Linked DNA regions of Homo sapiens: region 1 is linked to region 2. Evidence: chromatin contacts called from ENCODE Hi-C or POLR2A ChIA-PET data. All regions are on one chromosome and are shown on one strand. The core of a region is the stretch at or near the end of the contact, and the rest is flanking DNA. Distances in the headings are between cores, read along the strand shown.

Region 1 (2,722 bases), core at 153-2,652, 37 kb after region 2:
TTCCCACCCGCTCCACCATGCCCAACACACAAACACACACAAACTTACCATAACAGCCTATGGGTTGAATTAGACAGTCATTGTGTTAGGAAAATGGAAGCTTGTTCCGTCAAGCCTCCCTCTCAGTTCCTTCTTTCTAAAAGTGAATTTTTGAGGGCCTACTTTATTTTGTGGGAAGTGGGGTGGGAAACCTTTTTTTTTTTTTTGAGATGGAGTCTTGCACTTGTTGCCCAGGGTGGAGTGCGGTGGTGCAATCTCAGCTCACTGCAACCTCCACCTCCCAGGTTCAAGTGATTCTCCTACCTCAACCTCCTGAGTAGCTGGGATTACAGGTGCCCACCACCAGGCCTGGCTAATTTTTGTATTTTTAGTAGAGACAGGATTTCACCATGTTGGCCAGGCTAGTCTCAAAGTCCTGACCTCAGGTGATCTGTGCACCTCAGCCTCCCAAAGTGCTGGGATTACAGGCGTGAGCCACCAAGCCCAGTGGTAAATCTTAATATGGTCCCTGTTATCATGAATTTGTGAAAAGATAACTAAAATGCACTTATAGCAATTAAAGAAGGCTCTAGTTAGTGACTAATTGTGCCTCTGTACACCTTCAAGCCTGTGGACCAAGGGCAGTACTGAGTTACAGCTGCAAAGGCCAGAGCCTTTGTTTGCTTGGGGAAGGCTGGAGAGTTCCACACTTATTATACAAAGTTAGGGTAAGAATGACCATACGTTTCCATTTTCTCAGAACAGCCCATGTCTACTCATACTATTCCAGCATAATTATTAATAGTATCCCAGTTTGGATGATAAATTAAATGACCACCCTAGATACAGCTATTGGACATAGTCAGAATAAGGGCTGAAGTTGAACAACCAATGGCACTGGGTCATGCTCTGGGCATTTTTTTAGTATTAGATTTCTAGCATATACCCATGCTGAGTCCAGGTCTCAAGAAAATGTTTACGCTTCTGTGCATATAGGAATATTTGTGTTAACATTAAATCATGGTTAAAAGAAACAAATTCAAAGAAAACATACAGTGAAGTTATCATTAAAAATTTCTCAATGATAACTTTGTGGGTTTTGTTTTCATGTTTGTTTAACAATAGAAGAATGGAAAATAACATTGTCTGGCTGGCAGTTGGTGATATTTATTAATTGGATATTCTTTCTGGTACTTTTGCTGGTTTTCCCTGTCATGCTGGTCAAACACACCCTAGAAAAACATACAGGTTGGACTTATCATTGGAACACGCCTAATTTTCACTGTCAGTATGCTGCGCAGGATGGCCACAATAGTTTTGTGGCTAAATAACCAAAGTCAAGTCTGCAAATAACTTTGACCCAGATACTTAAGATTTCAGAAGACTGGAGACAAGATCTGGAGCTTAGCCAGCTGGCCCTAAAACAAGGAAGTTTTCCAGACTATGGGGCAAATGTAAGACTGCTACATTCCCAAACTGGTTCTGAGATGCCTGTTCATTACCATCAACAGAGAAGCCTGTAGTTAGTGTTTAGAAAGAAGGAGGTTTTATAACTGAGGCTCATATTGAAAAAGAAAATAAAAGACTAGAAACCTGTGGCCAGAATAATGTGAGTGAGTCAGAATAAAAGAAGGAATAAAGGGAGGGAAAGCCCAGATCCAAAATGAGGCCGATCATACATGGGGCTTAGATATGTCCAAAAATGAGAGGGCCCACCAGGAAATCTCCTTGATTGACGGGCAAGGCAGCTTGTCAGCAGTGAACTCATCCTGATGTTAGAGAGAGTCAGGCAGACAAACTCCATCCAGTTAACAAAAGCTGAGTTGTTGAAGGGGAGAGATGATTCTAAATAAAGCATTGTCTGTCACTCCAGAGATCCTTATTGAGCATCTGTGATGTGCCAGGCACTGTTCTAGGTGGAGGCATGAGACATACAGTGAACAAATGAACAAATAAGCACAAGATAAATTCAGATAATAAGTGCTATGAAGAAAATGAAGCAGAGTGATGTAATAACACCACAGGGGGGGAAGGGAGAGAATATTTCAGGCTGAGTCATTAGGTAAGGCCTCTCTAAGGAGATGTGATTCTGAAAGAAAAGATGGAGCCATACTGTGAGCAAGTTAACTAAAGACTGGAGAGCATCCATTGGTTTGACAGCATCAAGCTCATCGGAGACCTTCACAAAGGCAGTTTCAGTGGAACAGTGGTGTAGATGCCAAATAGGAGAGGGCTGATGAGGTGGGGATAAAGTGAATGTGGGGTAAGGAAGCAGAGACAGAGACTGCAGACAGCGGTCCACTTCAGATCTAAGCTACCCGGAAATTGAAAAGTATATGCAGCTGCAGGAGAGCTTTTAAGAGGGGCCAGCCTGGAACACTGCGGAATGCTAAGAGAAGAATCCCCACTGAGAGGGAGAGTTAGACATGCAGAAAAGTCCTTGCGAAAACAGTAGGGAGTCAGATCCAGAACACATGTAGAGGCTGGTCTTTGACAAGAAGAGGGACACTTCCTCTACATTAACAAGAAGCAAGGAAAGGAGGGAACTAATGCAGGGGTGGTTTTATGGACCTGTCAAGCTGGATCCCTATTAACTTCATTAGGGATGGTATCAGGTTCAAGAGGCTCAAGAAGAGACCCAGAGCGAGCAAACAAGACATAGGGTTTACTAAGGGGACTTAGATACAGAGTGGCCCAGTGGCAATGGGTTGGATGACAGAACTGCTACCACTTGCAAAAAACA
Region 2 (2,700 bases), core at 162-2,661:
ACCACAGGAACAAATTCCTTAAAAATCTCTCTCTCTCTCTTTCTCTCTCTCTCAGGTCTGTTTTTCCAACTCTGATAAATATGTACAGGGACAGAAACAGATCAGTAGTTGCCAGGAGTCAAGCAGGATTGGGGAAAACAGATTGACTGCAAAGGGATACAAGAGAACGTTTTGGTGTGATGGGAATAATCTGTATCTTTACTGTCTATTACAGTACACACTGGACACATGTGGCTATTAAACACTTGAAATGTGACTAGTCTGAATTGAGATGTGCTGTAAGTATAAAAGACACATCAGACTTCAAAGATTTGAAAAAAATGTAAAATGTCAATAACTTTTATATTGATTACTAGTGAATATTTTTATATATTTGGTTAAATAAACCATATTATTAAATTTCACTTGTTTCTTTTTACTTTGTTAATGTGGCCACTAGAAATGTAAAGTTACATATGTGGTTTATTTCTACTGGACAATGTGGTTTATTGGACAATGCAGTTCTGTATCTTGATTGTGATACTGAATGCGTAACTCCTCAAATTATACACTAAAAAGGGCAAATTTTATTATATGTAAGGTATACCTTAATAAACCTAATTTTAAAATATGGGCTAGGAAATTAGAAATGTTACAAAATACAATTTAATGATACAAAAAGAATTATTATAATATTCATATTACGCTCATCCTCACTGTTATGTCTTTGCTCACTCACGTTATTCCCAGTGTCCGTCAAGTAAACTTATTCATCTCTTAAGAGCTGATTCAGTCAATCTCATGCATCATCCCCATTCCAGCTCTTCCCTGCTACTCTGATGTGTTTTCTCTAAATCCTTGCTGCACTGTGAGTCAGTCTGGTGCCTCCTTGATGACATGGAATTTCAGCATGTTGTGTCGGATAGCAGCCAAGAAAGTAGAAGGGACTCAGCGGCAGGGATTGCCTTCAAAGGGTGATAAGTTCAAAAGCTTAGATCCAGCTGAACTGGTTTTATAAGCGAAGCCTGACAGCCAACTGCAATGGCTCAACATCAAAATGTTTTCTATGTTTTTTATGTATGGTAGGTATGCTTCCTACCTGGAAGAAGTTACCTAAAGCCAGGAACGATGTCTCATTCTTCTTGGGCAGTTTTCCACAAGAATAACTAACCTAAGCTACACATGAAAGTCCACAATCCCTGGGATAGCCACTGCCACTTGACCTGGAGGTGTAAGACTATTATGATCTAATACCAACAACACCTCCTGCCTTAACTGAAACCTGGCTCTCCCAGTACTCCATATCCCCCTATGACACTCTATGGGGTACCCATTTGTTCTCTCACATCTCGTGGACCTCAGGATCTATAGATGTGCTGAGTGTTTTGTTCCCCAATGCTGCTTTTAGAACCAAACTCCCTCACTCACTTCAAAAAAAAAGTCACATTCTTTTAAAGAACATGAGTCTTTGCTGTTTCACTCTCTCTCTCTGCTCCCTGTCATGTCTAAGAAGCACATCACACATACCTCATTTTGTCAATATCTTTGACCTCTGGCTCACATCTTCCTCTTCACTGCAAGTCCTGCTATCAGTGTCCCAAAAGGACAACTCATCCAGCCCAAACATCAACTTCTAGTGGTTACATTCAGCAGCTAATCTTGGAGAGTATGGATACAATGAATTCATGTCCTACACCTTCTGTTCCTTAATTCCATCCTCTTTTTCTTCACCAGCCTATAGTATTCTAGAAATCCACTGAAAGAGGAAGGCTTTTGAAAGAATATGGAGAATGTTAAAAGCGATGGGCCTTTCTAGAAGCCTTCAAGAGGATTATATGTTTTCTCTTGTAATTTAAAGATGATTATCCAATCAATACATTTTAATGTGAGAATGTTGAACAACTATAGGCAAAGATAAAAATTTAAACGACACATAATTTCAACAGCTAGGGGAAATTTCTATTAGCATTTTCATGTATATCTCTTCCCAGACTTCTCCTTCTTAGTATCTAAATTCTTTTTCTTTTTAATAAAATGGCAACTTAGTGAATATACAATTTTGTAACCTGCTTTTTACATTTGCTGTAACATGAATATCATTCCAAATTAGTAAATACATTTTACATCATCGCTTTAATTTTATACTATAATTTATTTAACTAATACACAATTGTTGGCTACGTAGCACATTTACAGTGTTTTGGTATTATAAACAGAATAAAATGATCATCTTTATAGCTAGGTCTTTATGCACATTCTTAATTACCTTAAGATAAATTTCTATAAGTAGCCTTTCTGGGTTAAGGAATTTCTAATGTTAGGTACCTATTAATATCTAAGCATGTTTTGATAGAAACCTCTAAGATCTGTGAGTAACTACCTCCTTTTACACATTGTTAGACTATTTGACAGGATTCCCCTTCTGAGAGACAGAAGTAACTAAACTTCCATCAGGATTAGAACGAAGTTTTTTGTTTATTTATTTATTCTTAAAGCTGCCAGACTTTTATATTCATTCAACAAACATTTATTTAGGACCTGTTATGTGCTGGGCACCATGCCAGATGCTAAGGATAAGAAATGAGTTGACACAGTACAGTCCTCAGGCTGTCACAGTATCAGGTGTGAGATAAACACATTGAATGACGGACACAGTGTAATTCAATACACTTTTCTTGCCTGCATGGCACTACAGAGGAAGGTTGATAAAGGCTTCATCCT

What was found. A loop is a pair of places that touch in the nucleus more often than their neighbours do. ChIA-PET counts read pairs that join two places held with the same protein, here RNA polymerase II (POLR2A). Pooled maps may share reads with other maps.
Region 1: a map of PC-9 shows a loop between it and region 2 (4-fold over the local background). The contact joins two enhancer-like sites. A Hi-C loop is called at or near these places in 2 of 168 maps with a recorded cell type or tissue (PC-9 and heart right ventricle), 6 of 37 single-sample maps with no recorded cell type and 4 of 50 pooled maps. POLR2A ChIA-PET finds 5 or more read pairs at or near these places in 1 of 52 experiments (OCI-LY7).

The regions. Positions count from the first base shown.
Region 1 is chr6:119,445,516-119,448,237 of GRCh38, reverse strand. No RefSeq gene overlaps it. Among named protein-coding and RNA genes, the nearest start is that of MAN1A1, 97 kb to the right of the region's middle. Within about 2 kb of position 1,402, at least 5 of the 41 ENCODE cell types and tissues checked have a DNase peak (open chromatin) inside an H3K27ac peak, as active enhancers do; they include PC-9, where a contact is called at or near this core.
Region 2 is chr6:119,482,983-119,485,682 of GRCh38, reverse strand. All of the region lies in intron 1 of LOC285762 (a long non-coding RNA gene), which reads left to right. The region is part of intron 2 of LOC107986525 (a long non-coding RNA gene); the gene reads left to right. Among named protein-coding and RNA genes, the nearest start is that of MAN1A1, 130 kb to the right of the region's middle. Within about 2 kb of position 1,411, at least 2 of the 41 ENCODE cell types and tissues checked have a DNase peak (open chromatin) inside an H3K27ac peak, as active enhancers do; they include PC-9, where a contact is called at or near this core.